Linked DNA regions of Homo sapiens: region 2 is linked to region 1. Evidence: read pairs that join two places in POLR2A ChIA-PET (ENCODE). Cell type or tissue: PC-9. All regions are shown on one strand.

The links. Peaks named below come from ENCODE experiments on the same cell type or tissue, not always from the same donor. Only the 100,000 strongest peaks of a DNase experiment are listed, where the experiment ranks them.
Region 2: POLR2A ChIA-PET joins it to region 1 with 5 read pairs; 1 of 35 experiments calls an interaction of 5 or more read pairs at or near these places.

Annotation. Positions count from the first base shown.
Region 1 is chr13:44,892,590-44,897,589 of GRCh38, forward strand. LOC105370187 (a long non-coding RNA gene) reads right to left here and starts at 4,176. Exons shown (of 4, transcript XR_941934.4): 1 at 3,834-4,176. In PC-9, no CTCF peak of the experiment used is centred here; a DNase peak (open chromatin) is centred at 2,062; H3K27ac peaks cover 1,243 bases.
Region 2 is chr13:45,873,418-45,878,417 of GRCh38, forward strand. No RefSeq gene overlaps it. Among named protein-coding and RNA genes, the nearest start is that of SIAH3, 24 kb to the left of the region's middle. RefSeq lists an enhancer at 583-1,211. In PC-9, no CTCF peak of the experiment used is centred here; a DNase peak (open chromatin) is centred at 2,734.

The DNA of each region.
Region 1 (5,000 bases):
GGTCAGCTGAGCCCAGGAGGTCAAGGCTGCAGTGAGCCGAGATCGCACCACTGCACAATAGCCTGGGCAACCGGAGTGAGACCCTGTCTCAAAAAAAAAAAAAAATTACAGTTAGTAAATGCCCGAACTGGGATTCAAATCGATGTCTTGGTCTCCAGGGTCCTTGCCCAGTTCCAATATACCCTGGGGCCTCTCTGCATTTCCACCTTTGGTGGTATTCCCCATCCAGGCTCCCATGACTGTGGTTTCTGTTCCAGGTTCTCATTTCTTTGAGATTTTATTTTATACTTTCTCTTATTCTTCTCTCTGAACTATGTGGATTATGCTTTAAGAACTTAAATCTCTTTATCTCTCTACAGGTCTAAAATAACAAAGGAACCTAATGACAGTAATGATAACTATTGCTCACCCTCACATGAATGACCATACTTCACTATTTCTCTTGGAGATCTGGGCATTTTAAAGATTTGTTTCATGCATTGATTTAGAATTACAGGATTTAAATTTATCACTTAAGAGGCATCATAGCATGCTGAAGGGGCAAATGCCTGGGACTCAGAGGACCTGGGTTTTCACTCTGGTCCTGCTGCAGACATGCTGTGTGACCTCAAGAAAATGACTTAACATCTCTGGATCTCATTTGTTCAACTATAAAATTGGGAGTCTGGAATTTTTTTTCCTCATAGAGACAGGGTCTCACTCTGTTGCCTACGCTGGAGTGCAGTGGTATGATTGAAGCTCACTGCAGCCTCAAACTCCTGGGCTCAAGTGATCCTCCTGCCTCAGCCTCCTGAGTAGCTGGGACTACTGGCTCATACCACCACACCTGGCTAATTTTTGTATTTTTTGTAGAGAAAAAGTCTCACTATGCTGCTCACACTGGTCTCAAACTCCTGGCCTCAAGCAATCCTCCCACCTTGGCTTCCCAAAGTGCTGGGATTATTGCCTGGAGCCATCACACCTAGCAGCCTGGAATTATCAATCTACAAGAATTCTTCCAGCAATTTGATGAAGGCACTAGTCTAAAGTTAACTCCATAACCATTTAAAAAATCTTTAAAATATTCAGAATAGGTTTAAAATAAGTAGCAAGTGCTGCTTCACCGGGAGGTGGCTGGAGAGAGCTCTCTGAGTAAAATAACAGCTTATAGTTGACTTCAGTTCCATGAGGACAGAGAAGGGGGCAGGGCTGTGTCACCTGAGTCTTGATATAAACATTAATTAAAAATGCATGCCCAGGCAGAAGGAGGACACCCGGTGCATTAGTGATGGCCCTCGGATGTCTACGTTGCAGGATTGACAGGGATCTGGACAGGAGGCAGGAGGTGAAGCATGCCTTGAGGCCCTGCCGAGGAACAGGGTGGACAGAGAGCCGGCTCAGAAGTCTCTCCCCATGGGGTTTAGGGTGTAACCCTGGCACAGAAGGAGCCGACCACTGAGTATTAGGTGAGCATGTTTCATTTAGCAAGAGACGTGGGGACAGACACTGCATCTCTCACACCCCAGAGCACTCACAGGCCAGCCCCCAGCCTTCTGCCTCGAAGCCTGCAGGCCATGACAGAAAACAGCTACACCACAGTCAGAAACGGGAGCCCTGAAGCAGAAAGGCCTGTCCCTCCTGCCAGGAGCCAGTGACCTCTGGAGATAGGAAGGACTTTGTAGCGTGGGCACCCTCCCTCGCTCTCCCTCTCTCTCGCTGATCCCTAGGCCAGCTGCTGTCCAGTCGTTTCTGTTTTGAATCCTCTAATGGATCCTCAAAGCCTAAGAATCGGAAACTTATCTAAGCTTTGTGGTAGAGAAGGTTGGAGAACTCGAGGACAAACCCCTGGGGAATAGCCAGAGAAAGGAGTCTCCCCCTCTTTCTGCCTCCACCATAGGCCATGTCCCTTCCCACCTCCTGCTGCCTGGCCACAAACTCCATGTGGGACTATGGCCCAGTGGATCTGAGAAGCCACCCACTTCCTCCCCCGGCTCCTCAAGTCCTGTGCAAATACAAAGGTCAAGCTAGGTAAGCACAGGTTTCTGTCCTGGTCACAGTAACAGGGAGTCTGTTGCAAGCAATGGAGAGGATTTTGGAATGTCGCATAGCTCCTGGCTGGGCAAGGTGGCTGGGAGTCATCCCGCCTGCAGGTAGACAGAGGGTGTGGAGCTCAGGGATCATGAGTAAGCAGTGGGAAGTGGACATTGGTTTTTGTTTTGGCTTGGGGTGTGGGTTTTTTTTGGTTTTTATTTATTTATTTATTTTTGGGACAGCTCTATTACCCAGGCTGGACTGCAGTGGTGGAATCATAGCAAACTCCTGGGCTCAAGTGATCCTCACACCTCAGCCTCCCAAATAGCTGGGACTACAGGTGTGTGCCAACACGCCCAGCTAATTTTTTAAAGTATTTTGTAGAGGCAGGGGGTCTCACTATATTGCCCAGGCTGATCTCAAACCCCTGGCCTCAAGTGATCCTCCCGTCTTGGCCTTCTAAAGTGCTGGGATTACAGGTGTGAGCCGCTGTGCTCAGCCCAAGAACGGACACCTTGAGAGTGGCTAGACTTAGAGTCTGTATAGCAGAAGCACGTAGGCTGAGAAGACGGATTACAAAAAACATCATAGTAAAATTTCCTCCTCAACACAGATGAGATGCTGTGTTTCCAGTGCCAGATCACTTTAGGATTATCAGGAAGTACAATGGTGAGAACAGTCATATAAAAAGTTTGCAAAAATTCTAAAGTCACAGCTAAAAGAATAGTCAGCAGTGGCTCCTCTGTGCCTTCCAAGCTTTTAGCGATGTGCTAAGAAAGCTTCACTGACTCCTCCAGGCAGAATGAAGCATCCTCCATCCACTCGACCCATACCTCCTCTATTACATCCAGAGAGGGTGTGGCCTTCATCTGCTTTGTTTACCCTTGGACTCTCAGTATTTGGAACAGACTCTGGCACATGGGAGAGACTCAACTATCTGAAGGTTGGATGAATAAATGAATGATGATTTATAATTATTCATCTTCCTACTAAACCATATACCCCTTTAAATAATTATTTTTATATCCACAGCCCCTGTAGCAGTGTCTGGTACACACTACGTGATGATTAAATGTTTTCTGAATGAAGTGAAAGTTTCTGACGCCAACAGCAGGCACTGTTTGCTCTCTGGCTGTCCTGGGAATTGGGCACTTCCACCCCACACCCTCATCCCTCATCTAAGATTTAGATGAATTTCTGAGTTTTTCTCTTGACAAGGAATACATTCACTTCTTTCCCCTCCAAACACATGTGTGCGAATCATTTGTTTTGGCTAAAGATCAAGCCAGGCAAACACCTAGCCCCCTCTAACGTCAGAAAAACAAACATAGGATAAATTGAGGATGCAGCTTCAAGAGGAGAAAATGTCTACCCCTTTTGGCTCATTTGGGGAGTTTATTTTATAAGAAACTGTATTTGTAGGATTATAAATGAGAACGTCCAGACCTCCCAGGCTCTATGTGGGGACGCTAAACCTCCCCCATCAATCCCCTCAGGGTGTGTGGCTCCGGGACAGCACCCCCACCACCATATCTGCATAATAGACATAATTACTATTATCAGGGTGAGTGACAGAAACACTGTCATTAAAGATGTTGCATAATCTTACTTTTTTGTTTTTGCCTATGGTAAATTAAGATAGTTTTGCTCTTGCCTTGAAAGGATTCAGCTGTCCAGCTTCTCCTCCCATCCTCCTTCCTCCCGCCCTCCCAACCCATTTCCCTCCCCCGTTCCCCCAATTCCTCCTCCCTTTTGTTCCTATACCCATTATCCATGGACTGGACTCCCAATATTTTTCTCTGGACTCTAACCAAAAGCCTCACCTTTGTCCTTTCAATGTTGGGTTGAGACGTGTTCCCTGATTGGGTCACCATCCTCTGTTCAGGAGTCTGGGGAGCCATTCCTCCTGACCCCCACCCCCGCGGGCTGTCCAACTGTCTTGTCCTGGAATTACTGCTATGTCCAGGCTTCCGGAACTTCAGAAACGCATTTGTTGCACAGAACTCTCGGCTGTGGCTTGTTGGTGCAGTGGGAACTGAGCTTTATTTAGGTGGTGGTGTTTGAAGTAACTCCAGTGGTAGAGAAGCATGGGGCAAAGGCTAATCTTTGGCTGGAAGTGGATACCAGTTCTGAAAAGCAGGGAGTCTGAGCAGAAAGCCCACATGTTAATAAAAAACTAAAAGCAATTATAAAATTACCATTCGTATCAGTTTCCTAGGGCTGCAATTACTAAAAATTACCGTTAACTGGGTGGCTTAAAACAAGAGTGTACTCTCTCACAGTTATGGAGGCTGGTGCCACACACCATGTGCCACACGCCATGCTCCCTGGGAAACCTCTAGGGGAGGAGCCTTCCTTCCCTCTTAGCTTCCGGTGGCTCCTGGCTATCCTTGGCATTCCTTGGCTTGTAGATTTGTCACTCCAATCTCTGCCTGTGTCTTCACTTGAGCTTCTTTCCTCTGTGTCTGTCTCTGAGTGTCCCCACCTCTTTCAAAAACACCAGTCATTGGATACAGGGCCCACTTTAATCCAATATGATCTCATCTTAATTACATTTGCAAAGACCCTGTTTCCAAATTGGAGTGGACAAGAATTTGGGAGGGACACTGTTCAACCCAGTACACAATTTAAAAGACATAGGAAGAGAAACAAAATTTTAAGGCATTTTCTCTGGGTTTTTGTTTTTTTTTTTTTTCATATTCTCTTGCATAGCTTTCATATATCCTCTAGGGGAGAAGGGAAGCAATAAAAGGATATATTTTAATTTCTTGGTGGTAAAAATAAACTAAACCAATTTAAAAAAAAATAAGAAGCATTGGTTCTCAAGCAGGAGCAATTTTTGCCTCCGAGGAAACACTTGGCAATGTCTGGAGACATTTTTCCTTGTCATGACTAGGTGAGTGTCGCTGGCACCTAGAGATCAGGGATGCTATTAAACATCCTACAACGCACAGGTCAGCCCTTCACACAAAGGATTATCCAGCTCAAAA
Region 2 (5,000 bases), 980 kb after region 1:
GGAGAATCTCTTGAGGCCAAGAGTTCAAGACCAGCCTGGGCAAAAAATTGAGACTCCATAACTGACAAAAAAAAAAGCCCATAAGCCAAGCATGGTGGCACATGCCTATAGTCCCAACTACTTGGAAGGTTGGGGCAGGAAGATTCTTGATCCCAGGAGGTTGAGGTTGTCGTGAACCAAGATCATGCCACTGCATTCCAGCCTGGGCAACAGAGCAAGACATTGCTTTAAAAAAAAAAAAGCTAAAGCTGAATCACTGGAGAGGAATGTTCTGAGTAATCTAGGCACTGAAGGATTGTCTATTGTTCCCCCGTTGTCTATTGATTATTTCTATTGCCACCCTGTTATCCGGCCAGCAAGCAGCTCTTCCATCCACAAGCCATACCTTGGACATATTTTGCCAACCACAGCAGGACAGCACTGAACAAAGTTCTCTTCATGGGATGCGCTATCCCAGCTCCATTTTCATCTCAGCATTCCTTGTCTTTTGGGTGTGCCTGCTATAGTTCTTACTCCTGCTGCCTCTGCAAATAGTTTCTGTTGCTTATTTCCTGATGATATACTTTGTCTCTTGGCAATGCTGTTATTCCACCCCAGAAACACAGCCCCTAAACTGTTGCATAGGGTCTTTTTTTTTTCTTCTTCTTCAACTGTTTGAAAAAGATGATAAGAGCATCTGAATCTGCAATACAATAACCAGCAACCACTTACTGGACGAGCTTCCCAGGGGAAAAGCTCAGCTGTTGAAATGCAAATGTCGGATCAAAAGAGGTGAATCCCTTCTGAGAATAAGGGCTGCCCTTGCTACATTGGGCTTTACCAAATATTTCAAATCGCCTTTCTGAGCTAAGCAAGGAGGAATAGTGGTATTTATCATTAGTCTAAAGCAGTGTTCTTAAATTATACGTCGTAATCCATTAGTGGATTCTGAAATCAGCTTAGTAGTTTACAACTGGCATTTAAAAATGGGAACAAATAGAATAGGATTAAAATATGAGTGTACTTCTCGTAATAAAGATACATTTCTTTGTGAAATTTTTGTTTTAGTGTATCCACATACACACAGATATATGAATGTGTGTATTAGAGTAAGACATACTATATATTTATGTTTATTTTTTAACCTTCTTGTTTTTTTTTTGAGACAGAACCTGTTCTGTCACCCAGTCTGGAGTGCAGTGGTGCAATCTCGGCTCACTGCAACCTCCCACTCCTGGGTTCAAGTGATTCTCGTGCCTCAGCCTCCTGAGTAGCTGGGAGCATAGTCGCACACCACAACACCCAGCTAATTTTTGTATTTTTAGTAGAGACAGGGTTTCACCTTATTGGCCAGGCTGGTCTCAAACTCTTGACTTTAAGTGATCCTCCTGCCTCAGCCTCCCAAAGTGCTGGGATTGCAGGCATGAGCCACCGCACCCAGCCTAACCTTCATGTTTATTGTGAAATAAACATCCAGCAGCATATATACAATTTATCTATTTTAGAGTCTAAAGAAGCAGGAACCTGAATTCCTACTGCTATGATTGAGAACCAGAACAGAGCTGGTGCCTTAGAAGCCATCTCTGGACTCTCCTTCCCTCCCTTGCCTCCATCCCCTCAGAGGCAGCCATCATCCTAACTTTTATGATAATTCCCTGCATTTCTTTATGATTTTACCACCCATGTATACATCAGGAAAAAGAGAGTTTTGTTTGGCCTGTCTTTGAGGTCTATGTAACTTGTTCTGAGATTTGCTTCTTCCGCTCATGGTAGTTTGTGAGATCTATCTCTGTTGATGTGTGCAGCTGGAGTTTATTCATTTTCACTGCGGCACAGCGTTCCTTCCCATAATTGCACCACGATGTCTGTGTCACTCTATGGGTGATGAACATGGAGTGTGCTCCAGACTGGGGGTTTACAAACAGTGCTGCTATGAACATTCTCCCTCATTTCCTTGGCCTGCCTTTGAAGGATTTTCTCTGGTTATACATGAGACATGTTGGGTTTGTGGACATACACCATCCACACTTGTAACTCTCTGATTTGTCACTGGGTTGCTTAATTTCCATGTACTTATACAAATACAAAGTTCCTCTTGCTATTCATTTCTAGTTTTATTCTAGTGTGGTCAGAAAAGATACTTGATATGATTTTTATTTTTTAAAATTTGTTAAGACTTGGTTTGTGGTCTAACCTATTACTATTCTGGAGACTGTTCTATGTGCTATTGAGAAGAATGTGTATTCTGAAGCTATTGGATGGAATGTTCTGTCAACAAGAACAACAGACAACGACTAGTACTTATATCAGAAGAGAGAAATGTTTTGAGTCCTTATTTCGATGTGTCTAACTTCTCTGAAAGATCTAAGGTGGCTACATGTAGCCAAGGTACTATTTCCCTTCATTTAAAACAAAATCCAAGATGGAGGGGAAGCCAGTTATTATAAATAAAGTTTCGGTGCCACAAAAGAAATAGCACTCGAATATAAAATTTTCTTTTTAATTCTCAGCAAGGCAAGTTACTTCTATAGAAGGGTGTGCCCTTACAGATGGAGCAATGGTGAGTGCACACCTGGACAAGGGAGGGAAAGGGGTTCTTATCCCTGACGCACGTGGCCCTTGCTGCTGTGTCGATCCCCTATTGGCTAAGGTTAGATCGCACAGGTTAAACTAATTCCGATTGGCTACTTTAAAGAGAGTGACAGGTGTGAGTGGTTTGGCGGGAAAGAAATGGTTATGCAGGGTGGAGAATGAGTCAGGATGGAGAATGAGTCAGGGCGGAGCAGGTAATCGGGAGTGGAGCAGGTAATCGGAATGAGTCAGGGTGGAGCAGGTGATTGGAATGAGTCAGGGTACAGCAGATAATCAAAAAAGGTTGCTTTATGAGGAAGTCAAGTTTAAAAGTAGAAGGAAAAGAATTAAACATACTGACATATTGATTATTTGAAAAGAAATTTGAACTCATATCTAACACAGTGAAAGAACATTCATTTATTCATTCATCAAACATTTAATGATCACTTAACTTAATTCTAATTTTTTGAGTTCTTATTTCGATGTGTCTAACACAGAGGTTTTCCTCTGGTGTGAGACATTCTCCTGGCCATGAAAAGAACAGTCATGGGGAAGATGTTTCTTTACCAAGGTATTCTTAAAATATTCTTAGAGTGTTCTAAAAGCTTTAGCAGTTCATGTAGTAATTAATATATTCAGATGGATTAGTCACTTACCAGCAAAACACTTGATTTCTTTAGCATTGCTAGAGGCAAAAAATCCCCAATGTTTAGCAGACTTAATCAGTAGCCCAGAGTCACAGTTGAGATCATTTATAAGGCCAATGGACAAGATCAAGTGGCAAGGAGCACTGACCACCAAAGACTGATAAAATGTGTTATCTAATGAAATAAAATGAGTTTCCATTTTACCAAAAGGGGCTCACTTTCAAAAGGCCAGTCCCTATTGAATAAAATGTATATTCAATGAGCTACTCTCACTGACATTCCCACCACTTTCTCTTCAACCCGGCTCCACTCACGGAGCATGCCCTGACTCCCCAGATCTGGTGCCCTCAGCCTCTGGGCAGCATGACCTACAGAGCCCCAGGTGAGAGGCCAGAAGAAAGGCGTGCATGGCACTGCCCTCTCGAGCTCTGTAACCTCTGAGAGTCACCAAGTCATTTTGACATACTGAAACTGTTTCCTCAACTGGAAAAAAGGGGTAATACATTTCCCCTTCTTCCCTCACAGGGTTCTTTAAAGAGAAAACTAAGATAATTACCAAGTGTATCAGTCACGGTTCTCTAGAGAAAATCCAACTATATATGTTCAACTACACAACTAATACGATATAGTTATAGATATTCTATTACATATATACCATATATATTTAAAATATATCTATAAAGTATATATCACATATAAAATATACATATGATAGACATAAAGAGATTTGATTTAAAGAATGAGGTTCTGGCTGGGCACGGTGGCTCACGCTTGTAATCCCAGCACTTTGGGAGGCCGAGGCAGGTGGATCACGAGGTCAGGAGTTTGAGACCAGCCTGGCCAACATGGGGAAACCCTGTCTCTACTAAAAATACAAAAATTAGCTGGGCGTGGTGGTGAGTGCCTGTAATCCCAGCTCCTCGGGAGGCTGAGGCAGAATTGCTTGAACCCAAGAGGCAGAGGTTACAGTAAGCCAACATCATGCCACTGCACTCCAGCCTGGGCAACAGAGCAAGACTCCATCTCAAAAAACAAACAAACAAACAAAAAGAGTGAGGTTCACATGATCATGGAGGCTGGTAAGTCTAAACTTTGTAAGACAGGCTGGGAACTCAGGCAGGATTTCCATGTTTCAGTCTTGAGGCAGAATTCCTTCCTTAGGAAACCTGTTTTTGCTCTTAAGACCTTCAGCTTATTGGATGAGGCTCGTATGGACTGAAATGTGTCTTCCCAAAATTCATGTGTTAAAGCCCTCACCCCCAAAGTGATTGCATTTGGAGACAGGGCTTTTTTTTTTTTTTTTTTTTGGCAGAGTCTCACTCTGTCGCCCAGGCTGGAGTGCAGTGTCACAGTCTCAGCTCACTGCAACCTCTACTTCCTGGGTTCAAGCGATTCTGCTGCCTCAGCCTTCCAAGTAGCTGGGACTACAGATGTGCGCCACCATGCCCAGCTAATTTTTCTATTTTTAGTAGAGATGGGGTTTCACCATATTGGCCAGGCTGGTCTTGAACTCCTGACCTCACGATCTGCCTGCCTCGGCCTCCCAAAGCGCTGGGATTACAGGCTTGAGCCACTGCACCCGGCAGAGACAGGGATTTTAAAGAGGTGAAGAAGGTTAAATGAGGTGACAGGGTGGGGTAGTGGGAAGAAACACCAGAGAACAGGCCATGTGAGGATGCAGGGAGAAAGCAGCCATCTGCAAGCCAAGGAGAGGCCTCAGGAGAAACCAACCCTGCCACCATCTTGATTTCGGACTTCCAGCCTCCAGAACTGTGAGAAAGGCATTTTTGTTGTTTAAGC